3 separate regions of the Homo sapiens genome follow, and regions 2 and 3 are each linked to region 1. The links are chromatin contacts, found by Hi-C or POLR2A ChIA-PET in ENCODE. All regions are on one chromosome and are shown on one strand. The core of a region is the stretch at or near the end of the contact, and the rest is flanking DNA. Distances in the headings are between cores, read along the strand shown. Region 1 holds the start of DCUN1D4 (defective in cullin neddylation 1 domain containing 4). Region 2 holds the start of ATP8A1-DT (ATP8A1 divergent transcript). Region 3 holds the start of GUF1 (GTP binding elongation factor GUF1).

Region 1 (3,939 bases), core at 969-3,468:
TAATCATACTGACTCAACTGAAAGCAATGTTGAGAAATAACAGAGGTTGTACATTCTATAAATTTTTATGGACACCATGCATATGCCAGGCCAGTGTTGGGAGCTGGGGCAAAGCAGCCGACCCATCCTTCATCTAGCTTAACTCTTATACACATTATTATAAAGTATGCTGCAAATAAATTAATAGAGCAAATGACTAGCTATAATTAATTGTGGGCTTATTGTAATTTAGAGGTGTCACGAAGGAAGCCCTTTTCTGTGCAAAATAACATGTGTCTCAGTCTTTGAAGTACCATGGTAAACGGTAAAAAAAAAAATCATAAATATTACACACACAAAAGATTTGAAACTTGTATTAAATGACATATAATTTATTATTTCCTAGATGTAGATTAAGCTGAAACATAAATAGAATAAAGAATGCAGGAGCAGCTTCCCTGCTCAGAGTAAGGGCGGATATTCTTACTGCTAGATCTGCCCAACAAGCAATCCCCTATCTCAGAGTCCAGAGGTACCTACCCATCACTGTGGGGCCCCGCTGAGGTACTGTCATGATAAAGGTGATCAATAAGGATGTTCTATGAGAGATTCTTGTCTTGCGAAAGAACCTGAAGCAAATAATAAATAACTTCAGGTACAGTTCTGAGATTCCATAAAGTGATTCATAAATGTTTGAATGATAAAAATATTATATAAATAGTATTATAAGGATGTAATTTATTAAAGAGAAATTAGCGATTAAGATGGAGGGAGCATTTTACCATGGGAGTGCTGTGGGACACAGAAACTGGTTTGTCTGAGCCCCTTCCAAATAGCATAACATTTGTGTCCTGATTTAAAATCTAAATTTCAGAGCCTGGAAACCCAAAAGCCTGGGCTGTAGAAATCTAAAACCAAAAAGACCGTGCGTTCTGTTACCTGTGATTTGTGGTGTCACCTACTCTTTGAGGCTCCCAGATGGCCCAGGGCCTTAGGATATGGGGATGCCTTGTAGGTGTGTTGTTGTTGGAGTTGGTGGCTGGGATGAGGGTGGAGGCAGGGTAGGGTGGGGGTGGGTTGGGGTGGGGGGAATCCTCCGTTAATATCTCGAAATATTGTTCTGTTACCATAATGCGGTGTGATAAGTTAGCTTCAAGTATTGAAAAATCAGGGCAGGACTCATGGAAATGGTGCGAATTCTTGACTTAGGGTCAGAAGAATTCACCAAAATTAACGTCTCCCTCTGCCAAATAACAGCCAGTTTCAATTTCTGGACGGCCTCTCCGCGGGAGTGACAGGTTTTCTTAGATGCCGCCGGGGGTCTTTCACGGGCTGGTGGTCTGCCCCCTGGACTCGTCCATGTGTTAGGCTCAGTCCGCAGCTCAGAGCGCGGCCCTGTATTTCTGTCTGATGTCTGGGGCATACAGATGTGTGTGACGGACAATGCTCGTGGCATTCGAAGCCTCTTTAACAGACATTAGTGACTAGAGGAAAGAAGTGTGCGAACTCTGCGAAACAAGTATGCGGACTCTGGAAAAGAAGTACATTTCGAAAGTGGGGAGAGGATGGATCTTCGTAGGAGAAATGGAAATTTGCTCCCCACCAGAAGGTTTGCTGGAAATTAAGACGCGGCAATTCTTAATCCAGTTTCCTGCGGTAGGAAGCAGCTGACAAGAGAAGTCCCAGTCCGAGTTCGGCGCGAACTGGACAAGTGTCGTGGGACAAGTGGCGGGAGACCCGGCCGCGTCGCGCCGGGCGCTAGGGACGGACGCATTTCCCTACTTCCAGCAGCTGGTACGAGCCGCCCCCAACTGCGCTGCGCTGCTCTATTCTTTGGGAAACACTTCGCGTGCTTTGTTTCAGACGCCGACCCATCTTTCTTGGTGGGTCTCCAGCTCCACCAATCCCGCCCGCCACTGGGCGGGGTTTCAGGGTCAAGGTGGACCAATTTCCCAGCTTCGCCCCTACACGCGCTCTCGGACCCCTGGGGGTGACTGACAGCAGCCGGGCCCAACCCGCTGCTCCGGAGCATGGCCTCCGCCAGGGGCGTTACGGAGACAAGGCCCCAGGACCAATCGTATTGGCCAGTGGGGGGCGGGGCCTCGTTGCCAGCTCCAGACCGGCGCTATGGGCACTCCTTTTGTCAAATGAGAGACGCAGCAGGGCGGCCCCTGAGCCGCGGTTTAGCCAATGGAGAAGGCGAGATGGGCGGGCTGGGAGTGCCCGGCGGCGGGTCCTCAGCTTCGAGCCGAGGTGCAGTGAGCTGGTGGGGGGACCGCGAGGCGAGCGCGGGAGCCTGGGCGGCGAGCCGGGTGTGAGCTGCCTGAAAATGCACTCGGATGCCGCCGCTGTCAGTGAGTAGCAGAGAGCCAGCCAGCGGGCCGGGGCCGGGCGGCTGCCAAACTCGCCACTCGGCTCCCGCAGTCCCCGCCCCACGCCTCGGGTCCCGAAACGCGCCGGGAGCCCCTGCCTGGGAACCACCCCTTCCCCTCCCGGGGCCGGGGCGGGCGGTGACGCTGCGGGCGGCGTGGGGCGGGGGCGGGCGTGGGGGGAAGGGACCGGCCTGCGGGGAGGGCGGAGGTGAGGGGGGTGGGGACTGGCTCTCTTTCAGTGTTGGGGGAAGGGAGGGCTGGACGTGCGATGAAGGGCCGAGATCGGAGTGTCCGGGGTGCATGGAGGTGGAGGCAGCGTTGGGCTGTAGCGGGCAGGGCCGGGGATGTGGGGGGGTGGCACCGGCGGGGAGAGGGAGGGAGCGAGCGAGCGAGCGGGGCACAAGGGTGAGGATTTCCAAAGGGCTGAGTGGTGCGGGCGGCTCCGTGAGAAAGGCGGGTGAGTGCGAGGGGGGCGCGGGGGCGGGGACAATGGGAAGAAGGGCTGGTTGGCGGGGGGGTGGGGGGGGGGCGGCGAACAATGGGGTGGGGGAATGGGGGCAGCGGCCGAGCGGGGCAGGAGGGCGGGCGACTGGACGAGGGCTGATGTAACGGGAAAGCGAGGTGGTGGGAGGGACTGGGGTGTAATGGTAGTTGGGGAGTCCTGCGGGGCGGGAGGGGCGTTGGAAGGGCGGTGGGTAACGGAGAGTGGTGGGAGTGGAAGATGTTGGGGTAAAGAGATGGGGCAGGTGTGGAAGGGTAGGGCGATTGGGAGGAAGAGGAGAAAAAGGTGGGTAGGATTTGGGGTGGCAGAGTGGGGGCAGGGGTGGAGAATATGAAATGGGGGTGAGGAGCTAGTCGGGGAGGAAGGGGAGGTGGGGCGGAGTTGGGCAGGAGGACTGTCACGTCCAGATTCGGTCCGGAGCCGGGCTAAGGGGGTGTCAGACTGTGCTTAGGGGAGGTACTTCCTCTCCCTGTCGAGGCAGGGTCCCTTGAAGGGGGGAGTCCAAGCTTCGGGGTGCGGAGAGAGGAGGGGGCGGGGCTGAGGTGGAGGAGACGGGGTAAGTGCCCTAAGGTTGGAACTGGCCGTGGTTCCCCCCGGACGGCGGGAAGCGAGGTCAGCGCTGGCGCGGGCTCCGGCAGCGGGACTAGGAGGCGGGGCAGGGGTGCGGGCTGCGGGGTTTCAGCAGCGGGAGCCGGAGGGGTCGGGCCCTGATGGCCGGGTCGGGGGCTTGGCGCCGGGGAGGTGTCGGGGTCCCTGGCAGTCCGTGGGTTTGATAGTCTGTGACGCAGTTGTCTAATTTCTGGCTATCAGGTGTGGGGGTTGGTGCCATGGAACCCGCTTCCTTAGAGGGATGGCCGGGCCCTAGGCCGCGCCCCACGCCCGGGGGGCGCGACTTCTCCCAGGCGTGCTGGGAGGGCGCTTGAGGGGTTTCCTTTAGGGTTTGTCTCCAGTCAACGGGTATGAAGGGGAAAGGCGGTCCCGCCGAATTCTGGGACTTGTAGTCGCGGCCGCGCCCGGCCGCGGTTGGGTTGGGTGCACGTGGGTAACTGTGGAAACGGGTCCCGGCATGCAGCGCGCCCTTGGAGC
Region 2 (3,939 bases), core at 394-2,893, 9.2 Mb before region 1:
AATCAGCGATGATGGCAAGATAGATTTCTGAAAAACATGTTATTCCACCCTCTGCAGGATTCAAGTACAGGTTTATGGGAGAGGACAAACAAACCTTGGGATATTTACAGTCTTGGCTTTGACGCGAGCAAAATCAAATAATATTTACAGAGTGCCTGCCACATGGCAGGCAGGATGTTGAGGGCTCCTCGGAGACGATGAAGAGTCTGGGCCCTCGGAAAGCTTACTTGCTTCTACCCCGGAGCATCTGTTGCTCAGTGTTGACAACCATGGCCATTCAAGAGCTGGCCCCAGGTGGAGCAAAGAAAACAGCTTCCACCTGGCTGAAAAGTCAGCTCAGCTGGCCGAAGTGAGGGTTTCGGGCAAAAGGGAAACACAAAAACGAAACCTCAGACGCGAGCCGGTGGGACTCCGCTGCAGGAGGCAGAATTGCAGAAGCTGTAATGCAGGGAACCCACTCGGCACCCGACCCCGATGAAGGCTCCCCGCGCTTCGAGAGCCAAGGGACTACGGATCAAAGGATCCTGCAGCCGGGGAAAAGCAAACTCGCTTCGCTGGGAGCTCAGATAGGGGGTTGCAAAACGGTGGGCGCCGGAGGCAGGGGCGGCGGGCTGGGGATCTGCTGAGTGGAAATCGAACTGGTGGGGAGGGAGGTGGGCAGGGCGAGTGAGCTCAGTGACTGGGACCTAATGGTCACACTGCGGTGCAAAGCACGCCTCGGGGCTCCCGCGGAGAACACCCATTCGAGGGTACTGGAGCCTGGAAAGGGTCTGCGAGTACACTGGGGGCAGCGCGGGGGGAAGGGTCCCCTAGGGGCCGGGCGCGACAGTCGGACTGCCGCCGGGGAAGAGGTAGGATGCGGTCTCTTCCAGGATAAACACACACGCTCACACACACACTCGCTTCCCGACCCCGGGCTAGCCCCGAGCCTCGGCGGCCCCTTACCTTCGGCGCGCGAGCGGATCTCCGACACGGTCCTCCGCATGGTGGGCATCGCGGCGGCGGCTGCAGGTGGGTCCTCAGCCCGGACTCTGCACCTGTCACGGCGTGGTACACGCGGGAGACCCGGCTGCGCCGCGCAGAGCGCTCAGCTGCAGCCTGGGCCGCGCCGCCGCCCACCTAGGGCAGAGCTGCCGCCGGGCGCGGCCCCCGCACGCCGACAGGAGGAGGAGAAAGGCAGCGGTGGCGGCGAAGGTGGCGGCGCCCGCAGAGCTGGGCGAGCTCTTGCTGCAGCCGCGGAGGGGCGGCTCGGCGAGGGGCGGAGCTCGGGCGCCGGCGCCGGGGGAGGGGCCTGCGGGGCTCGCGCTCCCCCTCCCGCGGCCGCTCAGCAAGGAAGGCGGGTGAGGGGCGGGGAGAGCCAGGGGGAGCCTCCTTCGCCCCGCCCCGCCCCGCTTCGGACCGTATCACGACTCAAAGGGGGGATCAACTCTTAGCCTCCTTAGTCCTCCAGCGTTTTCGCTCCGCCCTGTGGAGTTGGTTGACCCGGTTCCTCCTCCAGGCCACTCGGACTCTCTCACATCTTGCTCAGAAAGGAAAGACTGCTCTGGCTGCTGCATTCTCACGAATCCCCTCCCGCTACCCCTGGCTTTTGATCGCAGTGGAGCCGCCCGTCGTCCGGAAAGAGCTGTTGGGTCTGAGCCGGCAGGCGAAGGCGAAAGGGTCTGGGACTACAAGGTTTAGCTCCCAGCCAGAGCAGGAAAGGAACGACTGACTGTTCGCCATCTGGGTGTAATTCTAACCTCTCTGCACGCCCAGCCCGACTCGTGGCCTGAGCCGCACTTGTCCTCCTGCCTCGCCCACTAGCAACAGGCTGCCAGGTCGGGAGGCCCCTGGTGCCCATGGTGCTCTTGTCCATGGGGCTTGGGTGCATCTGGGCCCCGCCTGCAAGTGGGCCCGGTGCATCTCCCTAGTTCAGGCTCTGCAGCCTGACAAGGCACTGAAATAGCAATTAAGCCAACTAAGTATTGGCCCAGGTGGTTCACAAAAGACTTTTTTTTTTTCTTTTAGTTAAATCTGCATAAAGTTGGATGCAGTCGTTTTATCTGCAAAGGGGAGAGGAGTCTTTGTATAAAATCCATAAATATGTTAAATTTTAATTTGCCGATGTCCTTCAGACTATCATAGCCTCATTACCTTTTATTTTGTATACCGAGATCTATGCTAAAAAGTTGTCAAAACAAATACTTCACCTTCAAGTTAAGATGTAAGGTTTTGTGCTGTTTCTGGCGAGCTGCTGAACTGGCAGGAAAGGAATAAACCAGAAACAATAAATCAGAAGCAATTTGCTTCTTCCCTCATTTCATGCTCTTCCTCCAGCAACCAGCGAAAGAGATCCTCACATAGAGGCCTTTTATTTGAGATCTTTTCACATCCTGAAGGGAGAGAGCTGGAGAGGTTTGACCTGAGAGAGAAGTGATTATTTCCAAGCCTCAGGAAAAAATGAAATAAAATCTGCTAATAGCGTCCTATCTCCATTTGTGGTATTTCTTCTGCTTCCTGCAGGTAGCACTTGCTAATCAGAGCCCTGCCCTACATTAATACTCAGGCAGTCAATGCATATTTATGAAGAGCCCACTCTAGTTGGCTCTGATTCAGAGGCTGGAATTAGAACAAAGAAAATGTATTCTCAGTGTTCATGGAACATCTCAGGGTAAAGCAGGACTCAACAATAAATGAATCTATCTGTTTCAGTGATAGTCATGATTTAAAGTATGGTCTTCTAAACGTAAAAAATGAACACAGCTTTATCTGGACTGTCATCACTGGGCATTTTTATTTCTTCCAAGGCCCAGGGTCTCCTTGTATAAAGCAGGCTTGCTCTGGCTTAATGAACATGAGTCTGAAACAAAATTAAAGGGCTAACATAGCAAGGAAAATAGTAAAAATAATAATCAGCTTTAAAAGTTAGCGAACAGAAACTGGAGGAAATGCAGTGCTTTTCTGATTAACATTTTAGGTGTAATTCTATATGAAGCCATAACCAGTTCTTATTAAAAATCAGTGCGCAGCAGCATGACGATAGTTCATTTATGAGCAATCACCTTTGTAATTCCTAATTAGTCCTCAGATGGGGTTGAGGTTCAATTCTGCTTATTTACAAGTAATAACTGAAGGAACTCCAGAAGTTACCTCTGTTTTGTATAGAGCAATCCATTTTTTACATGTGTGTCCCATTAACTCATCAGCAAAGTTGAAAACGTCATTGATACAGGAAACAAGTCACTTATACAGAGAAGAATATTGCATGATATAGTCTATAGATTACCGTGTGTCCTTTCCCTGATATTATCACTTTATCCATAATGGCAAGCGTATCCCAACTACCTTATTTCTTAAAAACCACTCATTCCTGACTGCTAGAAATCACACATTTTTATTGGTTCAGAACTTGATTGAAGTTGAGGATTGCATTAATCTGCATCTGCTTGATTTTAAGGCTCTCAGATCGTCTCACCTTCTATTGTGTGAGAAGTGCAATGTGCCAGCCCCTGGCAGGGAACTCCGGTTCCAGCCACATGACTTTGTCACGGAATCTGTAGTAGAATTCAGATGTCAGCAAGATCATTTAAAATCTTTCAGGTCATATGACTATACTGCTGATAGACTTAGAAGGAAGAGGGTTATTTAAGGACAACTTCCCTAAGATCCAGGTTTTATCCTCCACAAAATGTACATTGAATACGTAACACGTGTGAGGTGCTGAGCCAGAGAACTAGGTTATAGAGGCACTTAATGAAAGCTAAACAGCAGTAGCAACAAGATGGCTAATATGTCATGCCAAATAGACAAGCAGCAACTATGGACTTTGAGAGAAAGCTAAGTTTCTAAGAGCTAGGGTGATCAACATTGTTGAGCTAGATCTTAAAGTAGGGGTTAATTCTATAGAAATAAAAAGGAGACCTCTTTCTAGTGGGAATGCTTGGTAGTCATTGTTTAATG
Region 3 (3,939 bases), core at 919-3,418, 7.2 Mb before region 1:
CTCAGTTTGAGGCTAATATTTTTAAATTCTTTTCTAATATCTGCTAATCTCCCTTTTGTAATCCAGACAGACCAAACCTACAATTGAATCACATTTTTTATTCACTACAGTTATATTTACTGTTACTCTTATGACAGCTCATCATGCTTTCTCCATTAATGGTATCTACGTTTTCTTTTAAAAAGAATTCATTTACATATAAAGGTAAGTTAAAGAAAAATATAAAGTACATAATATCGGTATGAGGATTGACAAAGATTCTTGACCAAACTCTAGCCTGACTCTTCTAAGCCCTCTTATCAGCAAAGCCTCAAACTTGCCTATAAAAACTACAGACCCTCAGCACAAATGATTTCATCCACATCCTTCCCCTACCGGTTTGCCCACACATTAAAAGACTTGAACAAACTCATATAGTTTATAACAGCTCAAGGCTGCATCTCTAAGATGAAGCCCCCTTAAATTTCTGTCTGAGAAAGCTCAAGACTGACAAAATAATTTATTTGTTCCAGCCAACATGTGAAAGTAGCACTCATTTCCTAGTGTCTGCGGGAAGGGTAGGAGCCTTATTTCCATAAGCAACAGTTTACAACCCAGATGGATTTCAAATGGACCATTCTTCCGCCATTGTTTTTTGTAAATTTCCGTTTCCCTGACTTTGATCAAGCCCAGTTGTTCTCTTTCCCTACTCCCGCATTCTCCTTTTAAAATACAGTCGCCTCTGGACAAATTGTAGTTTAGTTCATTCTGGATCTTATTCCCGATTGCATTAGTATATCACTATAATAAAAATCTGTCTTCACCACTTTAACTGGTGTCTGCCTTTATCTTTGACAGGATATGGTGAAAATTAATGAGGGTAATTGTGCAAATTATGGAAGTCTGGGCAACATTGAATATAAATTATTGTGTTTACTTCAAGATAGTTGTTAAATTCATTCTCTTACAAGTGTGACAGAATTAGTCGTCTATCAAGTACTGTTTTAATTCATAAAAGTTCCAAGAAAGGGCCAGGCGCGGTGGCTCACGCCTGTAATCGCAACACTTTGGGAGGCCGAGGTGGGCAGATCACGAGGTCAGGAGTTCGAGATCAGCGTGACCAACATGGTGAAACCCCGTCTCTACTAAAAATACAAAAATTAGCCATGATTGCTGGCGCGCGCCTGTAATCCCAGCTACTCAGGAGACTGAGGCAGGAGAATCGCTTGAGCCCAGGAGGCGGAGGTTGCAGTGAGCCGAGATAGCGCTACTGTACTCCAGCCTGGGCGACAGAGCGAGACACCATCTCAGGGGGGAAAAAAAAATCCAAGAAAGAACTGAGTCTGGTACAGAATTCTTGATCCTAAGAAATCCTCCAAATGAAGAAACTTTCAAAGGCTCTGGAAACAATACGAATGATTCTGTCTTCAGTCACAATGATGAACTGAACACAGCTGTCATCTCCCTCCTTCGCACCAAATTCTGGATATTCCAGAAAAGCGCAAGAGAAATAGTGGGAGACAAACACTGGATGCAATCCTCCTATCACCTGTTTTATCCCCCATTCTTACTTCGTCAGAGCTCATTCCATGAAGTGGTAACTTGATGACGATGGAAACATTGGGGGTCCAGCATGGAACTTTTTCCCACCTTTACTTCTTGCCAAAACCTTCCTGGATTCAGTATTGCAATCAATGTTATGGCCCGTTTCCTTTCAGATGCACTTCAAGATTAGCTCTGTCACTGACAACATGGGGAATACATTTCGACCTCCAGATTTTAAAAGTGCCATTATTATTTTGCCATTAGGTAGAAGGCTAAGTCTCAACGTTGTGCTAATAATAGCATCTTTAAGTCCCTGGACTAAGACCTCGGCTCCTGGTTCGGGAATCAGACTGCCTGGGCGGCACTCCAGGCTCCACAGCTCCCCACCTGTGAGCTCCTGGGCAAGTCACTCGGTCCGGATTTCCAGAGGTAGTTTGGGGGAACTGACAGTACACACACCACAGGGCAGTAGTAAGAAAGAGACAATGCAAAGGAATTGGCACAGCACTCAGCAGACAATATAAGCTAATATGTACTCTGTCTACACCCTGCGTTTTAGGGAGTCAATCGAAAGCCTCCACTCACGTGACCACTCCACTACCCGGCGCCAAGACGCGCTGATGTCACGACAGCGTGCGGCGTGCAGACGTCGGCAAGCTGCGCCGCCGCTTCGGGTTGCTTCCGGATCTGGTACTTGGGCAGAGCTCCCCGGGGTTCATTGTCTTCGCTTCACAGGATCTGTTTGAGTCCTGTCCACCGGATCCTACGGGGGGTACCTTCGAAAAAAAACGGGCTATGCTGCTGTTGCGTGTGGGTACCCTCTCCTGACGCCTCCGCCGCCCGGGTCATGTGGACCCTCGTGGGTCGGGGCTGGGGGTGCGCACGCGCTCTCGCGCCACGAGCCACTGGGGCCGCGCTTCTGGTGGCCCCGGGGCCCCGGTCCGCGCCGACCCTTGGGGCTGCTCCAGAGTCCTGGGCTACCGACAGGCTCTACAGCTCCGCAGAATTCAAGGTGACTGCCCCCTGGAATCTGATTTAGCCAAGTTTTCAAACGTTGGAGTGCCCCATGCGATCTTGGACATGTATAGGGCTTTCTGGGACTAGCTCTGAACCCTGCTTGCAACTTGGTACAGGGAGGCAGAGCGGAGAGTGTGAGCACTGCTCAGGTTCCCGACCCTCCACTCCTCACTAGTGTGACCTTGGGCAAGTCACTAACTTTGTAGGTTTTCTCATTTTCAATGTCAAATGTTGATTTGTTTACGCGAGCCACTGGTCGAAGTGCTTTGCGTTTATTCATCTATTTAATTCTAAAAAGCCTACTAAGCAAGTTGCTAGTAAATATTAATATAACGTCCATTTTCCTGCAAATTAAGTAGCTATGTGGCCTGGGCAAGTTACTACATTGTCACTCTCCTACTTCATTTGTTGAATGCAGAACTGATCAAACATCCAGTGGCTAATTTGTGAGATTTGTGTGATGTGAGAAGTGGACTTTTTTAGACTAATACCTAGAATGCAGGAAGTTCTCGGTCTGTCTTTGTAGTTTTATTTCATTCTACCTCAGCCAGAGCAAACCTGTGTAATTTTGACTCTGGTGGGAGAGGGTGGGAGGTTCAACAACTCTGATAATTGTGAATGGATACATTTTAGTCAGAAAAGTGAAGTGACTGAAGGCAAGCTATAAGTAGGCAGAAAGACAAAACCTTAAATTAATCAACTTTGGCCCTAATATGCCTGTGTTTTTAAAAATGGATTTATATTGCAATTCGAAGTATAAAGATGGTGCAATTCTCTATACCTTTTGAACTGAAGGGAAAGAAAATCTACAGGGCAAACATCAGAATTAGTTTTTTTTCGGCAGACTTTCAGCTATAATTGTGCTTTTATTATCTGTCTTTATGGGGCTATTAAAAAACAAAGCTCACGTGAATTTTATATTTCATTGTAATTTCATGGTTTTGCTGATTGTGAAATATGCAGTTGATTGGAAAAAAATAGAGTACAAAAAACTGGTATATTTTGCTTGATAACAATTTCTAGCAATTTGTGATGTGTTTCAGTAAAACGTTAAAGAAGATGTGTACACGAAAAACCAGGAGTTCCATTTTAAAATATTTTTAAGTTTTAAGTGATAAGTCTTTTGTTGGATGTCATCTTTTTTTCTTTCTCACCAGAGAAGCTGCAAAGTAGCAAAATTGTATTTAAAATAAAATTTTGAGGCTCCATTAGAGACACAGATTTTTAAATAAATCTGATTCCTGATTAAATGTGTGATAGGAGCAGAAAATTTATCTTCTTTCAGCTTTTCTGTAGCTCCATTGCCTCAAAAGTTTTACTAGACAAGGTATTCTCAGGCCTTTAGAAGTTCTAGGTGTCTCATGTTCTCCATTCACGATAATAAATTCAGTTCCTGAT

Evidence for each region. A loop is a pair of places that touch in the nucleus more often than their neighbours do. ChIA-PET counts read pairs that join two places held with the same protein, here RNA polymerase II (POLR2A). Pooled maps may share reads with other maps.
Region 2: a loop to region 1 is called in a pooled map, with 15 times the contacts of the local background. The contact joins the promoter of ATP8A1-DT here to the promoter of DCUN1D4 in region 1. A Hi-C loop is called at or near these places in 3 of 50 pooled maps.
Region 3: a loop to region 1 is called in a map of CD4-positive, alpha-beta T cell, with 14 times the contacts of the local background. The contact joins the promoter of GUF1 here to the promoter of DCUN1D4 in region 1. A Hi-C loop is called at or near these places in 3 of 168 maps with a recorded cell type or tissue (CD4-positive, alpha-beta T cell, CD8-positive, alpha-beta T cell and naive thymus-derived CD4-positive, alpha-beta T cell), 1 of 37 single-sample maps with no recorded cell type and 9 of 50 pooled maps. POLR2A ChIA-PET finds 5 or more read pairs at or near these places in 1 of 52 experiments (CD4-positive, alpha-beta T cell).

The regions. Positions count from the first base shown.
Region 1 is chr4:51,840,935-51,844,873 of GRCh38, forward strand. It overlaps DCUN1D4 (defective in cullin neddylation 1 domain containing 4), which reads left to right and starts at 2,219. Exons shown (of 11, transcript NM_001040402.3): 1 at 2,219-2,333. The coding sequence starts at 2,309. RefSeq lists silencers at 1,947-2,096, 2,107-2,156, 2,247-2,596, 2,697-2,776, 3,327-3,446.
Region 2 is chr4:42,655,880-42,659,818 of GRCh38, forward strand. It overlaps ATP8A1-DT (ATP8A1 divergent transcript), which reads left to right and starts at 1,644. Exons shown (of 1, transcript NR_186688.1): 1 at 1,644-2,468. ATP8A1 (ATPase phospholipid transporting 8A1) reads right to left here and starts at 1,226. Exons shown (of 37, transcript NM_006095.2): 1 at 946-1,226. The coding sequence starts at 994. RefSeq lists enhancers at 413-462, 1,453-1,662 and a silencer at 953-1,422.
Region 3 is chr4:44,676,252-44,680,190 of GRCh38, forward strand. It overlaps GUF1 (GTP binding elongation factor GUF1), which reads left to right and starts at 2,169. Exons shown (of 17, transcript NM_021927.3): 1 at 2,169-2,536. The coding sequence starts at 2,372. RefSeq lists an enhancer at 1,388-2,276 and a silencer at 2,348-2,507.